3 separate regions of the Homo sapiens genome follow, and regions 2 and 3 are each linked to region 1. Evidence: read pairs that join two places in POLR2A ChIA-PET (ENCODE). Cell type or tissue: MCF 10A. All regions are shown on one strand.

Region 1 (8,000 bases):
CTTTGGGAGGCCAAGGCAGGTGGATCACTTGAGGTCAGGAGTTTGAGACCAGCCTGGCCAACATGGTGAAACCCCGTCTCTACTAAAACTACAAAAACTAGCTGGGCATGGTGACGCATGCCTGTAATCCCAGCTACTTGGGAGGCTGAGGCACGAGAAGCCCTTGAACCTGGGAGGTGGAGGTTGCAGTGATCCAAGATCATGACACCGCAATCCAGCCTGGACAATAGAGTGAGACTCTGTCATAAAAGAAAGAAAGAAAGAAAGAAAGAAAGAAAGAAAGAAAGAAAGAAAGAAAGAAAGAAAGAAAGAAAGAAAGAAAGAAAGGCCATTAAAACCAAAACAGTCTAAATTACCCTTTTACATACAAAGAAACCCAAGATAGTTGGTAATTTTACAAAACGGCTCAGAAAGGTAATTTCTCCACTTTAGTTACCTATATATTTCAGATGCTATTTCCACAGGATGATATTAAGTTCCTGATTATTCACCTATATTGTAAGAACTTCCTAGTTCACCACAACTCTGTGATACTAATTCTTTTAAAATTAGGTATGTCCGTTTTCTGATTAGCAGGGTTTACTACACAATTAACAGAAGGGGCGTGAAAATCAGCTTAATAAAATTCTCCTTCATGACTGATTTTTGCACCTTTGGGACAGGTGGTCTTAGGTCAGTTGCCTTGGAAAACAGTTTGGGATGGAGATTTGCATACAGGAAATTTGCAGGGAGTGCTCTTGGGAATAACCCCTGTAGGGGAATGAGGGAAACAGGGCTGGGCAGAGGGAGAATTCAAGTGGCAGAGAAGTTGCAACAGAGGCCTCAGCTGAGCCTAAGAAAATTTCTGACTTTTAAAAAGTCAGGAAACAACAGGTGCTGGAGAGGATGTGGAGAAATAGGAACGCTTTTACACTGTTGTGGGAGTGTAAACTAGTTCAACCATTGTGGAAGACAGTGTGGTGATTCCTCAAGGATCTAGAACTAAAAATACCATTTGACCCAGCCATCCCATTACTGGGTATATACCCAAAGGATTATAAATCATGCTGCTATAAAGACACATGCACACGTATGTTTATTGCGGCACTATTCACAATAGCAAACACTTGGAACCAACCCAAATGTCCATCAATGATAGACTGGATTAAGAAAATGTGGCCCATATACACCATGGAATACTATGCAGCCATAAAAAAGGATGAGTTCGTGTCCTTTGTAGGGACATGGATGAATCTGGAAACCATCATTCTGAGCAAACTATCGCAAGGACGAAAAACCAAACACTGCATGTTCTCACCCATAGGTGGGAATTGAACAATGAGAACACTTGGACACAGGGCAGGGAACATCACACACAAGGGCCTGTCGGGGGGTAGGGGACTGGGGAAGGGATAACATTAGGAGAGATACCTAATGTAAATGATGAGTTGATGGGTGCAGCAAACCAACATGGCACATGTATACATATGTAACAAACCTGCACATCGTGCACATGTACCCTAGAACTTTAAGTATAATAAAAAGAAAAAAAAGAGAAAATTTCTGGAGTTGGGACAGCCTTTCAAAAGTTGTCCTATATCTAGACAAAGGAGCCTAGTCCTCTACCCCTTCATTAACCAGTCATTAGATGTGGGCTGCTCCTGGGGAGGGGGCATTTGGCTTGGGGGAGTCAACTCTTTTCTGCCCAGGGCAACAGAGAGGAACTCAGTTGTAAACCACCAGCAGCTTTCAGAAGCTGGGGAAGGCGAGGGGAGGGCGGTGAGTTTTGGTCCTGAAAGGAAGCTGGATAGGGCCCTACAGACTCCTCCTCCTCCTCCTGCTTATACCCTAGCTATATAGATATAAAGTTACAATTAATGTATTTAAACTTTTACATATTGCTCTTATTATAGCTACTTTCATATCTCAATGAGTCAGAACTAAAAATATTCCTGGCTCTTTGTTGTGTGTTCTTGGATCAAAGACAGAACAGATTTACACCATTACCAGGATTAGTGTCTGTGAACAATCAAACTAAGTAATAAGTTCAATGTGTTCTGTCCCTTTAGGTGAAAGGAGTAATAACTACAGGAGTGAGTAAACAAAGATCATTCCAAGTATTATATTTGGCTGGGCAGGTGTTACAGGCAGACAGATGCCAGTAATATTCAGTAACTAGGGAAAAGGAAGCAGGTCTTTTCTTTCAAGGCAGGTGCCTCCCTATTGCCTCCTGCAGTTCCCATAAGACCTTCCTGATCCTTAACATGTCTCTCACCTCCTATCAGTGATGACTGGCACAGAGCTGCCCTGGCATTCCTTGCAGTGGCTCTCAGCTGCTCTGCCATCCTGCTGCCCTCATGATTCTGGTATCGAGATAAAAATTGCTATGGACTTTCATTAGTTTTGAGGCCAGAGTTAACAGAAGTAGCTTGTTTTTTTAACCAAGGTAAGCTTGTCCACCATATGGATGTTAACTACAGATCCATGTTATTTCATTGACTTAAAACAATGGCATTTGAATATATCCATATTTTCTGCTGGTCCCACCCAATGCTCTTTCTGTGCCTGAGTAGACTTGTCTAATGTCTTCTGTAAAGCTGAAAATAAACCTTTAAAGTAGCTCACTTGGGAAAATAGAAATGTAGAGGTCGATAGGAAATTATGGTTGCACTTGTGATTACTCAGTGTCTTAAATAATATTGAAAAGGGAAATTTCAAAATTATCCATGTATTAAACCATATGTATCCAAACTAAACACGTACTACTTAATTCTTTAAAAGGATTGGGCTCTAGTAAGACAAAAATAAACCCAGCTAAATCATTTCTTTATATCAACTGGGTATAAACACTTTCTCAGATTTGCATGGTGTTGACTGAAATTCTTGTGGAAAAAAATGTCCAGATTGGTGGAGATGTATTAAAATCATCATAATTCTGACAGCATGTTTTATCCTTATTGGTTCCCTTATGTATTAATAAACATATAGAACTGGATGAAAGAGATGTGTGCAACGATTATTGATTTTATAATAAGTCAATTGCATATCTCACCTGACTAATCAAAGTCAGGATATTGCACCTCATAGAATTGAATGAAAATGCTCCCTGAGAGCAGGCACTTTGACTTGTGTCCTCAGCCCCTAGAACAGTTTCTGGCACATAGTAGTAAATAGAAATAATTATTTATGGCTGGACGCAGTGGCTCACACCTGTAATCTCAGCACTTTGGGAAGCCGAGGCGGGCAGATCTCCTGAGGTCAGGAGTTCAAGACCAGCCTGACCAACATGGTGAAACCCTGTCTCTACTAAAATACAAAAATTAGCCAGGCATGATGGCAGGTGCCTGTAATCCCAGCTACTCGGGAGGCTGAGATGGGAGAATCACTTGAACCCGGGAGATGGTGGTTGCGGTGAGCTGAGATCACACCACTGCACTCCAACCTGGGTGGCTGAGCGAGACTCCACCTCGAAAAAGAAAAGAAAAGAAAAGAAATAATTATTTATTCAACTAATAAACAGATGGATAGTGAAATCAGCTATACTTTGAAATGTCTCATAGGAGATCGTAGGAGAGGCTGTGGAAGCCTGAAGCAAGGAAGGCTAATGAGATAGCTGAGGAACATACTGAGTACAAGGAACTGAAATGAGCATCACGAAGATTTTTTTTAAGACTAAAAGCCCTACCCTCACAGGAATGTTCCTTAAATATTTCTGAAAGAAAGATATATTCAAACAAGGGCAAAAGAAGTCCTTTAATCAAGAGATGCTTGAGTCCCCTCAGTTAATTTAATCCTGTAGATAGAGCTTGCTTTATTATTATTTTTTTAAGGTCCTGTCTTTTACATCCAATGTGATTTCTTAAGGTTGAGGGCAGGTTTCTCTCATGTCTAGGCAGGATATCTCACTGCTGCAATCTCATGATTGGAATCCCAGCAATGTCCTTTAGTGTTTCCTTTGGCAGGGATCAAGTTCCTTCTTGCCATTCTACCCACTCATGATACAACTTTCAGCAATATCAGCTATTTATGATTCCTGTCATCTTGAAAAATACCCAATTCTGGCCAAGTATGTTGTGAGAAAATGCTATAGAAATGATCCTTATTTATTTGTGTTTCCATAATTTGAATCAACTTTGATCCACTTTCGTGAAGGCTTCCTGTTTCTCCCAAGCAGTTGTGGGTTCTTCTTCCAGGTTTCTGTTGTATATTGAACATGCATCCTTCATGACAATTAGTATATTGTAGCATAATTGGTGTATTAGTCAGGGTTCTCTAGAGGAACAGAATTAATAGGATAGACGTCTATATGAAAGGGAGTTTATTAAGGAGTATTGACTCACAAAAGCACAAGGTGAAATCCCACGATAGGCTGTATGCAAGCTGAGGAGCCAGGAAGCCAGTACGAGTCTCAGAACCTCAAAAGTAGGAAAGCTGGCCAGGCGCAGTGGCTCACGCCTGTAATCCCAGCATTTTGGGAGGCTCAGATGGGCTGATCACCTGAGGTCAGGAGTTCGAGACCAGCCTGGCCAACAAGGTGAAACCCCGTCTCTACAGAAATTAGCTGGGGGTGGTGGCATGCACCTGTAATCCCAGCTACTCGGGAGGCTGAGGCAGGAGAATCGCTTGAACTCAGGAGGCGGAGGTGGTAGTGAGCTGAGATGGCTCCTCTGCACTCCACCCTGGGCATCAAGAGCGAGAATCCATTTAAAAAAAAAAAGTAGGGAGGCTGAAAGTGCAGTCTTCAGTTTGTGGCCAAAGTCCTGAAAGCCCTTGGCAAACCCACTGGTAAGTCCAAGAGTTAAAAAATTGAAGAACCTGGAGTCTGATGTTCAAGGACAGGAAGCATCAGCACAGGAGAAAGATGGAGGCTGGAAGACACAGCAAGTCAGCACCCTCCAGCTTCTACCTGATTTTTCTAGCTGTGCTGGCATCTGATTGGATGATGCCCACCCACATTGTGGGTGGGTCTTTCTGAGGGTGGGTCTTCCTCTCCCAGTCCACTGACTCAAATGTTAATCTATTCTGGCAACACCCAGATACACCCAGCAACAATACTTTGCATCCTTCAATCCAATCAAGTCCACACTGAATATTAACCATCACAATTGGTCATGTGCTTTCCTTCCCATAGATGCAATGTTCCTTGAAGAAAGACTGTGTCTCCATATCTATTATAACCTGACACAACTGGTGCTTAGTAAATATTCATTAAGGTAGAGATTGGTCTGACTTACTAGCTACAAGGAGGATTTATGAACCTTAATATGCCTGTCAGTATTTTGAGAGAAGTCTGGATATGTCCAACCCATCCTTAACCCATTCCCCGTTTAGAAAACAAATGTGCAGCTCACTGCCAGTGCAGTATTCTCAGGGCAAATGGGAAATGGGTTAAGGGGATATATGTTAACCAAGACTAAAAGAAGTCAATAAAACTTTTTTTCTTAATTGCAACACTTCAGCTATTCTGTTCCAAGTCATCTTTCCTCATTTTGCCATAACAATCCACAGTTCATTACTTTAGGTTGACCCATGTGAAACTGATGATAATCAACTATTTTAGACTAGGACACTCAGCAATATCATATGGCTTAACCTAAAAATGTCAAGGAAGATGGGAGATGTGAACTTGTCAATGCATCTAACACCTCCAGGGGTATCATCTAATTTTCTTGTAAGCTTTTGACACCTTCTCCTTAGAACTATAAAATTGCCACATAACTCAGTTTTCCTTGGCATCTTTGCAACAAAAATATCCCTAGGGTTTCCTCCTACATGCAAAATAGCAGTAAATTACCATGATTACAAAGGTAAAGGTAAAATATCCTGAAACAAAGAGAAATGCAGATTATCATTTGGTGGACGTGTTTTGCTAGGGAAATAGGTGATGTCAGAGGGCTGCCTTCTGTTTCTATTCTAAAGAACAAAGGTGAGAAAAAATAAGAATTAATGTTGTGACATTAAGGACATTGTAAAAAAAATGCAAAACATGTCTGCATATGTAGGTGTGTATATATATTTCAATTTTCTATTTTATTAGTTGTGGCAATTATAATTTGGTTTACAACAAACTTTACTAGCAAAGAAAAGGAAGGAAGGAAAAAGGAAGAAAACTAGGAAGAGGAAGAAAAAGGGGGGCGATGACAAGGAGAAAAAGAAGAAAAAGAAACAAGATCTCCTTATTTAAAAAGAATTAATCCTCTACTTGTGTTTAATGGAGCAAAGCAGCTGCTATGACACCTTGAAAGAAAACTGTCAACAATTCCACTGATCTCCTTGAAGTGACCAAGTCATGGTGGCAAAGTCAAGCATGGCTCACTCATGAATCTCAGACATTTCTGTCACCAGAGTCTACACCCTGCAGACAGTGGCAGGCAAACAAGGGGCAGGAGATAGGCTCAGTGCCAGAGACGTCAGCATTGTTGAGGAGCAAGCTTGACCATCCAGGATCATGTTGGGTTACAGAGGTACAGAAGTGTTGGGATATAGAGATTTAACAAGAGTGGGTTCAAAAGAGACGACTGTCAGCCAGGCATGGTGGTTCACACCTGTAATTCCAGCACTTTGGGAGGCCGAGGCAGGCAGATCACTTGAGGCCAGGAGTTTGAGACCAGCCTGGCCAACATCATGAAACCCCATCTCTACTAAAAATACAAAAATTGGCTGGATGTGGTGGCGCATGCCTGTAATTCCAGCTACTTGGGAGACTGCAGCAGGAGTATTGCTTGAGCCGGGGAGGCAGAGGTTGCAGTGAGCCGAGATCATGCCACTGCACTCTAGCCTGGGCAACAGAGAGAGACTCTGTCTCAAAAAAAAAAAAAAAAAAAAAAAAAAAAGAGAGAGAGAAAGACTACTGTCATTGTCATTATACTTTGAGTTATATTCATACTCCAGGAAGGAGAAAAATGAAGATTCATGGATTAAATGTGGAAATCTACTAGGAAAACCAGAAACCTCCTGTCTGACTGCTTTTATTTCATTTCGTGGTTTTCTGAAATATTTTTAACATTTTGAAAACTAAATCTTGACCATAAATATTTTATTTTATGTACAAATAATCTACAATAAAGATATGATTATCAGGTTTGAAATTGTAGTAAACTACTTTAAAAGGAGAAGATTTAGAAAGATGGAAGCATAGCACACTCTCCTGGCTCATGTGTGTATCAAAACAATATGAATAAGCTCCACTCACTTGTTTCTTCATGTACAACTTGCAAGATTTCTCCACTTTTTTCTGTCTCCTCCCATCTCCCTCTCTCCCTCCCTCTTAGTTTTAAAGGGTGTTTTTTTCTGAATACAAAAGGAATACATACCCAGTGAAATAAATTCAGTGATCATCAAAACATAAAAGAAACTCAGAACTTATCCCTGATTTCACCACCTGAAGACAATACTATTACATCCTAGTGTAAGTTCTTCCAGACTATTTTCTATGCAAATGCCCACCAAGTTGAACAAATATCTGGAACTCTCAGCACATAGCAAGGACTCAAAAAAAGTTGGCTGTTGGCTGGATGTATTGGCTTACTCCTGTAATCCCAGCACTTCGGGAGGCCAAGGGAGACAGATCACTTGAGGTCAGGAGTTTGAGATCAGCCTGGCCGACATGGTGAAACCCTGTCTCTACTAAAAATACAAAAGATAGTTGTGCATGGTGGCACATGCCTGTAGCCCAGCTACTTAGGAGGCTGAGGAACGAGAATCACTTGAACCCAGGAGGCAGAGGTTGCAGTGAGCCGAGATCACACCATTGCACTCCAGCCTGGGGAACAGAGCTAAATTCCGTCTCGAAAAAAAAAAAAAAAATTGGCTGTTAACACTCTTTTATTTTTAACCAACCTTTTGAACTTAAGATATTCTAAATACATTTTCTTTCAAAATGTATATGATCATTTGAATGAATGCAATTTGCATAATAATTCCTCTATTAATGGATAATGAGCTTTATTTTCTACTTTTCTTTATTATACACTATGCAGTAAACATCCTCATTCCTACAGATTTGCACATATGTCCATTTT
Region 2 (8,000 bases), 340 kb before region 1:
TTCAGGAGAGGAGGAAGATCCAGAGCACCACCCTATGCCAAAGAAAGCATGAATGCAGAATGTGTAACTTCATGATGGCTAAACCTTGGATCCCTGCTTGTCTGAGTCCATACAGGCTGCAATAACAAAACACCTTAGACTGGGTAATGTATAAGTAATAGACATTTATTTCTTATAGTTCTAGAGGCTGGGAGAAATCCAAGATCAAGGAGCCGGTGGAACTGGTGTCTGGTGAGAGCCTGTTCCTCATAAATGGCACCTTCTCACCGCATATTCACATGGCAAAAGGGACAAACATGTCCCCGCAAGCCGTTTTATAAAGGCACTCATGCATTCATGAGAGCAGAATGCTCATGATCCAATCACCTCCCTAGTCCCCTACCTCTTAGTACTACTTCATTGGGGATTAAATTTCAACATATACATTTTGGAGGGGCACAAACATTCACACTACAGCAGTGTTTATATAATCCCTGTTGCAAAATCATAGCTAGAAAAAGTACTCAGGTATTTTGCACCACTTAGGGAAATACTGTTTATTTACAGAGAATCATAACTAGATAGACCAAGTTTTGTGATTCATTTAAGTCCATTTGAAACTGACCAATAGGTAAAGCAGAGAAAAGTTGTCAACAGAAACATCAAGTTGTCTCCAACTTGAGTTTAGCTGGAGATACAAAATAAGAATTCTGCCAGGTGCGGTGGCTCACGCCTGTAATCCCAACGTTTTAAGAGGTTGAGGCGGGTGGATCACCTGAGTTCAGGAGTTTGAGACCAGCCTGGCCAACATGATGAAACCCCATCTCTACTAAAAATACAAAAAATTAGCTGGTCGTGGTGGCGGGCACCTGTAATCCCAGCTACTCAGGAGGCTGAGGCAGGAGAATCACTTAAACCTGGGAGGCAGAGGTTGCAGTGAGCCGAGATTGTGCCACTGTACTCCAGCCTGGGCAACAAGAGCAAAACTCCATCTCCAAAAAAAAAAAAAAAAAGAATTATATTATAAGCATTTCTAGGTAAAGAGATTTTACAGACTATTTTTGGACATCTGTAGAAGGCACTACCTACATACAAATTGTAAATATTCTAAATATTATCAGCTTCAGCCACTTAGTACAATTTTCCAAAGACAAAGTGCTGTTGCTGCTGATATGATAAACCATTCTTTACACAGGGATTTTTTATTCTTTCATCTCGGTTACATCTCATTACCAAGAACCACTCATAGCTCAATAGGAACGAAAGTCCACTTTTCTGGGTCCATGTTTCACTCTTTTATCCTGCTAATGTCCTCAAGAAGCTAGGAATTATCCGTTCTAAATTAGTTTAAAATTGTAATTCACACTTCAAATGCCTCACACCGACTGACTGTTAAATCCACACAATCAAAGTTACCTAACTGTATTTGTCATTTGCTTTAAGTGCTTTTGGAATTTTCGACAAAATATGAACTAAGAACTCCTAATTCCCCAGCTACTCGGAGTTTGGTTATTTGGAGTTACTATAGTGCTCAAAAGTAATGCTGTTTTCATTTCAGTAAAAAATCTCTACCATTAAAATTTTTCACTAACTGACTGGGATGCTCTATATTTTGAACACAAATTTGAAAAGGCTAAATCACAGCAAGAAAAACCAGAACACCCACATCCTTGAATTCTAGAGACAGTCTGAGAAAAAAACAGACTTTTTCCTTCCTACACGATCTGTCCTATCCAATCCTTCTTTCCATAATCCTTTTTCCTATTACTTTTATCTACTTGACTTATCTTGCCAAATCTTCTCTGTATCAGGCACCAATAATTAGCTTCACAATGAGCACCTAGAACTTGGATTATGTTTATAGTTCAAAAATTAAAATGATTTTTTCAGGAAGCAAAGGTGTGAAGACTAAGAGGAAGAAAGTTTGGTACAAAGAGTAGGGAAAGAAGAATGCTAACCAAGGATTGCTTAAGGATGTCTAGGCTGTCTGACACCCTGAGTTTGGGGCAATGACTGATAGCTGATGACTTACTAGTGAACCCCTGAGTGGGCTCAAATTCTAATTAGTCTTGCATGCTGGCACCATGACCCAAGCAGTATACACAGGGCTAGAATAGGACTGGCCTGGGATTTGGGTCCTGGCTCTACAGATTAGAAAAATGATTTAACCTCTTTAGATTCCAATGTCCTTACCTCTAAGATAGAGATTATGGCAGACACTGGCTAATTATTTTCCAAATTGGTTCCTTTTCATGGGCACATCTATTTGATGACATTTTTCAGCCTCCCTCCAGTTACATGTGACCATGTGACTGAGCCAATGAAATATGAGCAGAAGTGATGAGTGTCACAACCAGACCAGATCCATAAAAAACTCCACCCTTGGCCCTCCAAGCTCTTCTCCCTGTTGACAGATAAACTGGAGATGTCCTCCTGAGCAACCTTGGAAACCACATATTGAAGATGGTCTCTGAATCACCCCTGGCCACCTGACTGGGAACACCAAATAGGATTGCTACATGAGTGAAAAATAAACAATTTCTGGGCTGAGTCACTGAGACTTGTTTATCTGTTCCAGCTGCTGGAGCTACCTTCACCAATACAGGGGTAATCATAGTACCTTTTACTGGGAGGATTAAGTGAGATAATGCTTACTCAACTGCCAGGTACACGGTAAGCACTCACCATCATCAACTTTTACTGTAGCAAGGAAGAGTTTACAGACCTGAACCCAGAAAGAAATGGATGCACTCAGGATTTAGAACCTAGAGGAGAGTTTTCACATATTTCTATTAGTTGGGCAAAATGGCTTTGAAAAGTCATCTTTTCAAAATATTTCAATATGCAAATCATATGCTCACCAATATGCTAAGCAATATGCTAAAGATTTACTAGTGATTTGCTGACCAAAATCAAATCATTCACATATTTTGAAAAGGTGAACTGGTTCAAGACCAGTTCAAAACTAACATATGCTCCCCCAAGAAACGCTATGCACTCTTTCACAAAATAAGAGAGTTAAATACTCTACAGGTACTTTCATCTTGGCCACCAACAAACTCCAAGCTCAATGAGAAATCATATTGTGTGCATAAAATTGGTAAACCAGATTTCAGACTGGTGCGCTGAGTCTCAAATCCTTGGTTACAGTGGCTCACTTATGCTTCACTGAGGCCTGAGTAAACGTTCCCTTTTGTCAGGAAGGAGTTTAGCAGTGATCTTGGGAATTCATTCTGGTCTGTGCTTTGAATGCTAATGGAAAACATTAGTATTTTCCCCTGGGCAGTACTCCAAGGTGCAGTATGGCTGGTAATCTCTGTGCAGGGCAGAATGAGTCAGCGGCCTCTGAGTCACTTTACCAGGATGCATCCCAGGCTTCACACAGCAGAGTGGCTGGTCATGAGGAGGTCTGAGGCCCAGAGCACAGCAGAACAGCCCAGAAAGAAAGAGAGAAAACGGCCCTGAACAATTCCCTCAGACTCCAGTTCTGAAGAAAGGAGATAAAATGCCAACAGCTGAAAGTCCTCACCGTTCCTCATTTAAAGGAAATTGATATGAAATAAAAATGTGGGAGCAACAGATGAAATATGCTTACCAGGCAGCAGGTTCATACAGGCAATCTTAAAATTTTAAGTTTTATTCTTTTAAGTTGTCTGAAAAATGACTACTGTCACAGTAGTATACATTAGGGGTTGAATTTTGTCCCACAAAAACTTTTATGTTGAAGTCCTAACTCTCAGCACCTCAAAATGTGACCTTATTTGGAAATAGGGTTGTTGTAGACATAGTAAACTAAGATGAGGCCAGGCGCCATGGCTCATGCCTGTAATCCCAGCACTTTGAGAGGCTGAGGCGAGTTGATCGTTTGAGCCCAAGAGTTTGAGACCAGCCTTGGGCAACATGGCAAACCCCATCTTTACAAAAAATGCAAAAATTAGCTAGGTGTGGTGTGCACACCTGTAGTCCCAGCTACTCAGGAGGATGAGGTGGGAGGATCCCTTGAGCCCGGGAGGTGGAAGTTGCAGTGAGCCTTGACTATGCCACCGCACTACAGCCTGGGCAACAGGGCAAGACGCTGTCTCAAAAAAATAAATAAATAAACTAAGATAAGATTACTAGATGGGTCCTAATCTATTATGTATCCTTATGAAAAGGGGAAATTTGAACACAGAGACATGCATAGAGGGAAGGTGATGTGAAGATGAAGGCAGAGATCCAGGTGATGCTTCTATGCACCAAGAACACTACAGATTACCAGCAAACCATCAGAAGCTAGGGGACAGGCATGGAGCAGATTCTCTCCCACAGCTCTTGGAAGGAACTTATCCTACCAACGCCTTGATCATGGACTTCTAGCCTCTAGAGCTGTGAGACAATAAATTTCTATTGTTTAAGACGTCTAGTTTGTGGTTCTTTGTTATGCCAGCTCTAGCACACTGATACAGCACATACACAAGAATAAATCATACTGCAATTGATCATAATAAAAAGTGATCAAGTCAGTGCATGGCTATTGTCCTTCCTGAGTAAAGACGCTAATAATGACTAACAGTCTTTTGGGAGATGCTTAAAGAAGATGTAATAACATTTGGTGTCAGCAAGGGAACCATTAATGTACTGCCGTGAGCAACCTTGCTTCAGTGGCACTTCATTAGAATGAAAAGATGTTTCTTCCCCTTAACGTTTTAATATACTGCTTTACTAGGGAGTAAACTAGGCCCAAGAAGTATAATCATTACCAGTTCTGCTGGCAAGGGAATAAAGGCAACGTTTGCTCTTTGATATCCATAAATTCTCTTCTGATGATCAAATCAACAAGCAACAAAAAGGCCACAAAGGATCAGGTGTAACAATAATCAACAAAGGGGATTCCAATATGTCATGTGCATTCCCCCACAAGACGCATGCTACTTTCACACTTGGAATGGCTTGGAGGCTGAGCGAAATGAGACTGCAGTTATCTTTTCCCACAGTCCCCTTATTAAGAAGAGCTGCCCCTCTGGCCATGCCTCTGATAAGGCCATTTCTACACACCGCCCCTCAAAATCTCATCCATTCTGACTTCCTGTACTGAGCAAAGCATTGAAACTCTATTATTGTAATTACTTGCTTTTTATGTATTTCATTCAGTAACTTATATAACAATGAATATTTGTGAGATAACTACAATAAAAATGAGAGACAAGGGGTTTAGAAGCTTTCTTCTTATCAGAGTGCCAGATAACCTATAACTATTGAAGGCAGTGGTTTCTACCTCCCAAACTCAATGGTTCCCTCTGAAGAGCATGCTGTGTAAGTTACAGGGAGATAAATCTTTCTAATTTTCTGAATACTTCTACCCAAGAAAATTAACTGGGTCATCAGCCGTATAAAGGCCATGACTTACACAACGGTAGAATTACAGCATTGCAAAGAACCATTGAAAATGCAAGGAATCTTCATTCCCATATCCCCGACATGCTGCAGAACCTATAGTTGATTTCTGCCAGTGACAACAGCTAACGACTTTGCAAAGCCTCCCACTCCGTTTTTGGAGAGCGGGATAAGCATACTTTCTATAAATATGTGGGCCATTTTTCATCTGCTTGATGTTATCCTTCAACCATAGTTGTCTGGAAGAAACTGGTTGGGAGAGGAAAAAGTAGGCTGCTTTGGATGCCTAGCTAAGTGGCTTTGCTTTCCTAGCTGATTTATTTAAATCCAAAAGGAAATATAAATCAGATAGCAAAGGGGCGAACTGCAAACACCCATAAGTATTAACTAAATATTTGCATTTACTAAGCATCTACTATGTGCCATCACTGTTACAGAAAACTGAAGAGAGAGAGAAGTCAGATACCATCAGTACCCTCAATTAATTTAAAATACTATCAGACCATGATTAGAAATATTAAACAAATTCAAAAGCAACGGAAGATCTAATGTAAAGAGTGAAGTCCTAAGTTGGTCACCTAGACTACATTTAGCTAGAGTTCAGAGGGTGGTAATAAAAAATAGTGAATCTGTAAGAGTTATCATGATGCACCTTGGTTGACCATGCTTTGGAGGATGAGCAAGATTCGGAAAGTCATAGGAACTAAGAAGGTTTCTTTGAGAATACACCTAGATTCAAAGAGCAATTATATAACTGTTCCAAAATCCACAAAATAAGATTGTGAGGATTCTGTCAATATTTTTTAAAGTGAGGTTAATGGGAATGAGAAAGGAATGCTGAAATATAATCAAATATGAGTAGGGATTGGGAAAATACCACTGCATCACAGGACAATCTACAGAGAAAATTAAACTCTGACATTAACTTGGGAATTTTTCCAGCAGACAGATTGGATAACTGATTTGCATTTTTTCTTTCAAGGAAGATACAGGATGTTACTAAGGAGGTTTTTTTTTTCCACTTCTCAGTCATCTTTAATATCCCCATTATGCAAAAGTGAAAAGTTCTCATTCAGCCTATAAGAGTTTAAACTGTGTACCCTTCTTTATTATACACAAATGTCCTCCTTTCCTCCAAGATCATATAACACTTTCAGAGATGTGCTTAACCACCTGATTAATTACTGGACCTCTGTAAATTACTTTCAAGATTAAGATGATTATTTTATCACTTATTCTGCTTGATAGACATTTACAGTTTAACACATCTGACAAAGCCATTTGCATACCCCTATAATATAAATTGAGGTACATTAAAGCTACAGTAAGTCTGTAATATGAATAGCCTTAAAATAATTTGCTAATTACAGACAGTTCCCTAAGCAATTACAAGACATTCTATGTTAATTTAGGAAGGAATTCCAAACAAGGCATTTAAAACCTAATAAGATGCCATTAAATGAAGGAAGACAGAGGAGAGGGGAACAGAGAAAGAAAACCCTAAGGCTTGAACTAGTAGAAATGATTCTTAGAGCTACTGACCCTTGCAAGATCCATGTTTTCCTTGGGTTCTTAGGCACAAAGCAGAGTTCTAATTGATGGTGATTATATAGTTACTACCTCACAAATTGAATATATTTGTTGAATTGATTCACATCAATAACTAGTCATATGGAGCACTTATCAATCTGAAAGTCCATAGAAACAGTTGAGTCAATTTATCAAGTGCATACAATGAGAACATGCTCTGTAAACTGTGAGGTGCCACCAAACATCACAGTTTGCCTCCTAGTTTTCATACAGATTTATAAGCTGAATTATAATGCGTATGAACTGGAAATAAATTTGACAAAAAGATCACGAAAAGAAAGCACCTGGCTTGCTCTTGGGTTTTCTGAGGATGTAGACACCAATATGAGTGCCTGCTATTCCAGAGAAATATACACATTGATATAGTCAACATCACCATGAGAAAAAGAAGAATAGGTCGGGTGTGGTGGCTCACGCCAGTAATCCCAGCACTTTGGGAGGCCAAGGCAGGCAGATCATTTGAGGTCAGGAGTTCAAGACCAGCCTCACCAATATGGTGAAACCCTGTCTCTACTAAAATACAAAAATTAGCCAGGAGTGGTGGCGGGCGCCTTTAATCCCAGCTACTCAGGAGGCTGAGGCAGGAGAATCACTTGAACCCAGGAGGTGGAGGTTGCAGTGAGCTGAGATGGTGCCACTGCACTCCAGCCTGGGTGACAGAGCAAGACTCCACCTCAAAGAAAAAGAAAAAAAAAAGAATGGCAACACACAATTCTAAAAACCAAAACACAAATTCCTATAGAGCATATTTCATCTCCATAAACTCGACCTAAGAGCTAAGTGCCCAACCAAATGTAGATAACCTGGTAAAGACAATACAACAGTAAAGAAATACACAGACTTCTACAAATGCACAAATGTGCCTCTGTAAAATATAGTTCCCATTAGTTAGGTTAATTAAGATTAACATATAAGTCATTGAAAACTCCCAAAGTAGACAAAAGATAACTCACCAAGGAAACACACAAAGACAAAAGTAGCATTCGCTCTGAGCCATTCAGTTAACAGTTTGGAAGGAGGTTCCTTGTTAAGTAATACTTGAGTTGTCACCACTGATT
Region 3 (8,000 bases), 60 kb after region 1:
ATTTATACTTTTCTATGTTTTCCTAATTTTCCAAAATGAGCATCCATTACTTTTACAATCGGAAATGAATTACTAAAACAGAAAGAAAAAAATCAGTGCTGTTTCTCAGTTTCCCAAGTAGCTGGGACTATGGGCACACACTGCCACACCTGGCTAATCTCTTTCGTATTTTAGTAGAGACGGGGTTTCACCATGTTGCCCAGGCTGGTCTCCAACTCCTGAGTTCAGGCAATCTGCCCGCCTCGGCCTTCCAAAATGCTAGGATTACAGGCATGAGCCACCTGGGAACCTGGGAGGTAGAGGTTGCAATGAGCCAAGATCACGCCACTGCACTCCAGCCTGGGTGACAGAGTGAGACTCCGTCTCTACAAAAACAAACAAAAAAAAGTGCTGTTTTTTCTATGATAAGGGCACTTAATAAAAGTTGGTGATGGATAACTTAATTATTGAATTTGCATGCCTGATGTCATTAACCATAGAATATCCTTCCTGAAAGTATTTCCTTTCTTGGCTCAGTGATACTTTTCTGTCTATATTATACACCTTCATGACTACTCAAGTGATTCTTCTTTTTGTGCCCACTCTTAAAATAATTATTTTTATTGGTTTGAATTTAGTTTCATTTTCTTGATTCTCTTCTCATAGGAAATATTCAGAACAGATGAGTTATCTGTCATATGTGTTTATGATTTTCAAATCCATAATCGTAAATTCGACTTATTTCTCCTTTGCCCTGAAGTCATTTTTGTTGTATCAGAGTTCAGTGAGGAGAGAGAAAGTACTGAGTAATTTGAAGAGGACAAATTTAATATAAAGAATTACCAACTATAAGAGGAGACTGGAGTAACAAGGGACTGTCTCATAAAAATGCTAAAGATATAGACAGAAGAAACATCCCCTACCCTAGGGCTAAGACGGGGTGCCCAAAAGAGAGGGTCCCCCTCCTTCAGGACTGAGTTGTAGACCTTGTTGGAGGACATAGCGTGGCTTATTGAATGGCAGGAAATTATCTGTGGTGCTGTGCCAGCAAAACCTGTTGGTACTTCACTCTCTGGAACTTTCTGGAAATTACTTTTAGGGAGCCTCATGGAGGGGTGTCTCTCTGAATGCACTCCAGTACAAAACTGCCTTAGCAAGGTGCTGGGGGAAGTTGCTGGCATCTGGCTGCATCTAGCTGCCATGTACTGCATAAGGCCGGTGCTGAAGAACTCCGTGCTGGAGGAACCAGACACTGCAGAAGCTACCGGTTCTGTAGGAGCTGGGTGTGGGAGAAGCCGTGTTCTTGCAGGAGTCTATTGAATGAACATACTGGAACCAGGCAGCATAACTCTTTCCTCCTGCAGTGTCTCTCCAGTGTCCTCTACTGATAAAGCTTAACATTACGCCAGCTGGAAAAAGAAAAAAAAATTTTTTTTCTCTACATTCTCTGCCTTCAAAGGAAACATATTTAAAGATCCCCAAATCATTTTTCAGAGCAGGCTATGAAGGAGAAGTTTGGAGCTCAGAAGTAAAAAATTGATAACTGGCATACCTGTTGGAGAGCGAAGGGGGAATGAAGGGTTTCTTTTTGTTTGTGTTTATATTTAATCAGGGAGATGACAGCTTGTTTTTAGGCTGAGATGGGAATGATCCAGTAGAACATGACAAATTGACGATGCAGGAGAAACGGGGGACAGTTTCTGGATTGATGTAGGTGAAAGAGAATGGTGTCTAGTACGCAAGTGAAGAGCTTTGCTGCATATAGGAGCATAGTTAATTTATATGATAGAGTTTAGTTGTGAGAGAAGTCCTTATACTGAGTAGATGAGTAGATATGGTGATAAGAGTTGATGTAAATTCTCTTCTGAGCTCTTCAATTAAAAAATATGTATCTGAGGTATGTTAGGGTTCTCTAGAGGGACAGAACTAATAGGACAGGTGTATATTTAAAGATGAGTTTATTAAGGAGTATTGACTCACATGATCACAAGGTGAGATCCCTTAAATAGGCCATCTGCAAGCTGAGGAGCAAGGAAGCCAGTCTGAGTCCCAAAGCTGAAGAATTTGGAGTTTGAGAAGAAGAATTTGAATGTTTGAGGGCAGGAAGCATCCAGCACAGGAGAAAGATGTAGGCTCAGAGGCTAAGCCACTCTGGTCTTTCCATGTTCATCTGCCTGCTTTTATTCTGGCCATGCTGGCAGCTGATTAGATTGTGCCCACCCAGATTGAGGGTGGGTCTGCCCTTCCCAGTCCACTGACTCAAATGTTAATCTTCTTTGGCAACACCATCAGACACACCCAGGAACAGAAGTTGCATCTTTCAATACAATTGAGTTGACAGTCAATATTAACCATTACATGAGATGTTGGAGGTTTTTGGAGGGAAAAGAGGGTATGAAATAGGAATGCTAGGGGAGTGAGAGAGTGAAATGACGAGGGCAGTATTCTCAAAGTATGGTTCAAACTAGCAACATCATTTAGAAATGCAGATTTCTAGGGCCTTTCCCAGACCTCCTGAATAAGAACCTCTGGAGGTGAAGCTCAGCATTTGATGTTTTTGTATTTAATTTTTTATTTGTATAAAATTGTGGAGTACAATCCTTACATGGATATATTGCATAGTAGTGAAGTCTAGGCTTTCAGTGTTTCCATCACCTGAATAATGTACATTGTCCCCATTAAGTAATTTCTTATCATCCACCCCTCTCCCATTTCTCTACCTTTCTGAGTCTCCAGTGACTGTCATTCCATGCTCTATGTCCATATATACACATTATTTAGCTCCCACTTACAAGTGAGAACATGCAGTATTTGTTGTTCTGTTTCTGCATTGTTTCACTTAAGATAATGGCCTCCAGTTCCATCCATGTTGCTGCAAAAAATGTGATTTTCTTCTTTTTTTGGCTGAAAAGTATTCCATGATGTTCATGTACCACATTGTCCGGTTACCTGTTGATGGACACTTTGGTTGATACCATATCTTTGCTATTGTGAATAGTGCTGTGGTAAACATACAAGCGCTTTTTTTTTCTTTTTTTTTTTTGGATAGAATGGTTTCTTTTCTTTCGGGTAGATACCCAGTAATGGAATTGCTGGATTGAATAGTAGTTCTGTTTTTAGTTCTTTGTGAAGTATCCATACTGTTTTCCACAGAGGTTGTACTGATTTACATTCCCACCAACAGTAATCCCTTTTCTCCACATCCTCACCAACATGTGTCATTTTTTGTCTTTTTAATAAAAAAGACATTATAGTTTTAATTTTCATTTCTCGGATGATGAGTGATGTTGAGCAGTTTTTCATACACATGTTGGCCATTTGCATATCTTCTTTTGAAAAATATTTATGTTCTTTGCCCACTTTTTTTTTTTTTTTTTTGGAGACAGAGTCTTGCTCTGTCTCCCGGGCTGGAGTGCAGTGGCGCAATCTTGGCTCACTGTAAGCTCCACCTCACGGGTTCATGCCATTCTCCTGTCTCAGACTCCCGAGTAGCTGGGACTACAGGCACCTGCCACCATGCCCAGCTAATTTTTTGTACTTTAAATACAGATGGGGTTTCACTGTGTTAGCCAGGATGGTCTCAATCTTCTGACCTCATGATCTGCCTGCCTCGGCCTCCCAAAGTGCTGGGATTACAGGCGTGAGCCACTGCACCCAGCCCTTTGCCCACTTTTTAATGGAGTTGAGTTTTTTGTTGTTGCTGTTTGAGTTTCTTGTAAACTCTGGATATTAGTCCCCTGTATGATTGATGGATAGTTTGCAGATATTTTCTCCCATTCTACAGTTTGATATTTTAATAATCTCTCCAGGTGATTCTAATGAATACTAAAGTTTGAGAACCACTCAGATAGACTAGGGTTCAATAAGGTTCTCATACTTTGAGAACATTGCCTTTTTTTTTTTTTTTTGGAAAGGGACATGTAGTAAGTTAAATATTTTACATTTTGCAGGCCATATACAGTTCCTGACACATTCCTCTTTGTTTCTTTTAAACAACTCTAAAAGTGTATGAATCATCTTTGGCTCACTGGCTATACAAAAATAGGCTGTAGCATGGATTTGGATGATTCCTGGACTGAAGGACTGTTGTGTAATTGCTCAGCAGCATTAAGGATGCACTTGAGATTTATGACACTAAAGTGAGACCCAGCAGTATGTTTTTACCCCCGGCCGTGTTCAGCTCCTTAGGGGCACTGTGGAGTTAAGTTGGTTACTCCACACTGACGAAGTGAGAAGTTAAGGAGTCTATGCAAAGGAATGATTAAAATAACTGATGGTGGAACTTCAGTAAGGTGGGGATGGACTGAGGATGTGAAGCAGAGGTGAAGGGCAGAGAAAGGTTGGAGGATCAGTGAATTGTAGGTCCAGGGTAGCTTCTGTCACCAGCCACTAAATTTATTTATTTCTTCTGCTTTTTTTTTTCAATGTAAGAAGAAATACAGAAGAAAGAACAAGATCTTTAAGCATTTATTTATATTCAAATGAACATATTCTTGAATGTTTAATGTTTAAGAAATTAAATGTTAGTCCATATCAATGATTAAAATAAAAGGAATATATCATCTTTATATACAGATTAGCTTATAATTTAATGATGGATCTTTGTCTAGATTCTGCTATTACTGGTCTTCCTCTGAATTGTTCTTATTCTTTTTGGCACCAAACACAAAGAGTTGAGAGGAATTTATCTTAGATTATGGGTTCAGCCAAGCAGGTAATCCAGAGCAAACTTTCACTCTTCATCTCTCTCCTTTTACCAATTAAAAGGAAGAACACAGATGGATCTAGAGAAATTGATCAGAAATTCAGAAATTATAATTATATAATGGAAACCAGTGTTAATCCTCTTAGCATTTCTAATGTTCATTCATTCTGTAAAACTGTGTACTTGTATTAAAACTATTTTTTTGATTTTTTTTTTCTTAAAATGTTTCTGCTTTTAAGTATCATATTGGTATTTTGAGGGGGAGTTCAATTTGCCTTTATTGTATTTATGGAAGACAGTGAATTTTAAGTAGGAAAAAGATAAAGAATCTTCTCCACACATGGTTCATCTGACTGAACCATGGCAGTGTGAACATCTGGGAACTGTAGAAGGGGTATAAAATAAATGGAAATCAGTGTTTTCAACTTCATCACTTTATTGCCTTGAGACTTTGGAAATATAACTCAGTTTTTTTTCCATTTTTATTATTTTTCAGTATTTCGTCCCATATCTGCTAATGCCAAACTTGTGATGAATCGCCGATCTGATTTTGACTTTTCTGCCCCCAAAATAAACTTGGAAATTGAGTTACATAACATAGCAATTGAATTTAATAAACCACAGGTGATTTTCTTTAATATAATTTTCAATTGTGAATTATTGTTTGATAAAAGCAAAACTAAGATTTTAAATGTTTCACTAAAATTCATGATGTTATATGGTAGCATTTCCCTAAAAAGTCAGTAATGTAACTTTTATCTTCAGCAATTGAACAAAAAAATGTGATACATTTAAGAGCTTTAATTTTCCATTCTTTAGTATTTCAGTATTATGGAGCTTCTTGAATCAGTTGATATGATGGCACAAAATCTGCCATATAGGAAGTTCAAACCTGATGTGCCTCTTCACCACCATGCCAGAGAATGGTAAATGCCTTGATTTTTTTTTTTTTTTAGATTTTAAAAATACAACATAAAAATAAATTTCTCGACTTCAAGAATAATCTTTAAGATATACCATTTTTAAGGTCTGATACAAACCATAATTGATTTATAGCTAGAAATATATGTAGCTGCTTTAGCTTATTGAGTTAATGAAACTGATTTAAGGGATTCTTGCTAACACAGTTTACAACTCGAGATGCTCGAATACCATAGTTTTCATTTACTATGGACGGGTCAGTATATTTAGAATTATTACAAAAACAAATCCTGGTTTGTTTTCTTGCATTGTCTCTCCCCAACCCCCACCTCAGCTTCCCTATCAGATACACTGAACCAATATTATTAAACCTGTATTTTAAAAGCTAAAAATGTTACGGAGTCTATGCAGGATAATCCCATTTTAAAACTCAAAAGTCTTGTTATTCCAGTTTTTAAGCTATTCCCTAGTTTCTAGAAGTTACAATTACTCTTTCAGTTGACTATTTCAGTTATTATTCAGATGACTAAATGTTATTTGCCAATTAATGCCTTAACAGTTCTTGTGTAGAACTATATTTAACAAAATGGAGTGATTTTGCTTATTTTCACTTAAGAAAGAGGAAAGATTAATATTGAATGGATTATTAATGCAAATGGAGTTGGGTAAAAAGGAAGTACTCAGATAATATATCATTTTCCTAATCTTTGTATTATAGTTATGTATGTTGTTAGAGTAGAAGCAATGTCAGTAATGTTTCATACTGTTGATTTGAGGGTGTTAAATGTTTTTCTTTTTTTAACTAGGTGGGCTTATGCTATACATGGCGTTCTTGAAGTAAATGTTTGCCCCAGGTTATGGATGTGGTCATGGAAGCATATTAGAAAACATAGGCAAAAAGTGAAGCAATATAAAGAACTGTATAAAAAAAAGTTAACAAGTAAGAAGCCACCTGGTGAACTTCTCGTGTCTTTGGAGGTTAGCATTTAAAATGAAATTGTTGAGTGTTTTATACTACATAGCTCCTTATTGGTCTTCAGTGACTGATACTCCCTACCTTTCATTCCAATTTTTATTGACCTTTTCATCTCTTTTACTTAGACTTTTTTGTGCTTCTGTTCTTAACTTCAGCTGAATAATACAAGATTTGTTGAAATTCTCCAGTGAGCTTTTGAAATTCGAGATTATTCTCAATCGGAAGGAATTTGGGTTCATGCAAATAGTATGATTATGTCATTTTTAACCTCAAAAGTCTAAATAGTGTTTGCTACATTGATTCCAACTTCTCTGTGTTGGTTTCAAAGCCTTTTATGTGTCACCACTACATTTTCCCTATGTTACAATCTGACCATGCACTAATTTAATGTTTCCTGTACTCTGTATATTTAATGCTCATTCTTTTAGCCACGCCTATGCTCATAAATGCTACCTGCCTTTATCTCTCTACCTACTCAATTCTACTCATCCCTGAAGTTCTACTTAAGTCTTAGTGCTTGCATGAATGTCTCTGAATTTTCTGCTTATACAGAGCCCTTTTTCTCTTAATTTTTGTGGTATCTCTAGTCTCTACCAGTAGTTTTACATTTAATTATCTATCTTGAGATATTATTTTTGTATTAATCTTGTCTTTTAGCATTATGACATATTTCAAGAGGGACTCTTTTACAAATTGATGAACTATAGCTTAGAGAGATTAAGGGGAGTTAGTCTCTTGAAGTTAATGTAAACATTCTGAATCCAGAATGAATTTCTAATTTATAGATTAGATTGACTTTTACTTTTATTTTCAATGTGGGAGACTTTCTGAAGACCTAGGGCTGTTAGGAATGCCTGGGCTTAGAGTCTTTGGGGGATGGGTTCAGGTTGTCTTAGTCTTGAATCATAACCTGAGTCCTCCAAGTCTGGATAGGAGAACCCTGAATAAGTTATTCTGAAATAATAATGGGTTGTAGTTACTTCTCTTGGGGGAAACATAGTTTGATCATGAAATTCTCAAAAGTAATTATGGGTATGTCAAGATAGCTGTGATGAAAGATTTAGCTAATCTCAGCTTATTTCAATAGCTATGACAACTATGAAAAGTGTTAAGTATTAAAAACAAGTTTTAAGTGTATCTGGGTCTACTTGAAATACAGGCATACTTCACTTTATTGTGCTTTGCAGACATTGTGTTTTTTACAAATTGAAGGTTTGTGGCAACACTGTGTCTAGCAAATCTGTCGGCACCATTTTTCCAATAGCATTTATTCCTGTCTATGTGTCACATTTTGGTAATTCCCACAATATTTGAAACTGTTTCATTATTATTATATCTGTTATGATGATCTATGATCAGTGATCTTTGCTGTTACTGTTGTAACTGTTTTGGGGTGCCACAAACTGCATCCATATAAGA

The links. Peaks named below come from ENCODE experiments on the same cell type or tissue, not always from the same donor. Only the 100,000 strongest peaks of a DNase experiment are listed, where the experiment ranks them.
Region 2: POLR2A ChIA-PET joins it to region 1 with 17 read pairs; 2 of 35 experiments call an interaction of 5 or more read pairs at or near these places.
Region 3: POLR2A ChIA-PET joins it to region 1 with 13 read pairs; 2 of 35 experiments call an interaction of 5 or more read pairs at or near these places.

Annotation. Positions count from the first base shown.
Region 1 is chr9:77,155,034-77,163,033 of GRCh38, forward strand. No RefSeq gene overlaps it. Among named protein-coding and RNA genes, the nearest start is that of VPS13A, 18 kb to the right of the region's middle. In MCF 10A, no CTCF peak of the experiment used is centred here; a DNase peak (open chromatin) is centred at 3,928.
Region 2 is chr9:76,815,189-76,823,188 of GRCh38, forward strand. All of the region lies in intron 6 of PRUNE2 (prune homolog 2 with BCH domain), which reads right to left. Among named protein-coding and RNA genes, the nearest start is that of PCA3, 55 kb to the left of the region's middle. In MCF 10A, no CTCF peak of the experiment used is centred here; DNase peaks (open chromatin) are centred at 2,483 and 3,303.
Region 3 is chr9:77,214,774-77,222,773 of GRCh38, forward strand. It overlaps VPS13A (vacuolar protein sorting 13 homolog A), which reads left to right. Exons shown (of 72, transcript NM_033305.3): 11 at 5,181-5,308; 12 at 5,504-5,610; 13 at 6,412-6,583. Among named protein-coding and RNA genes, the nearest start is that of VPS13A-AS1, 41 kb to the left of the region's middle. In MCF 10A, no CTCF peak of the experiment used is centred here; a DNase peak (open chromatin) is centred at 4,038.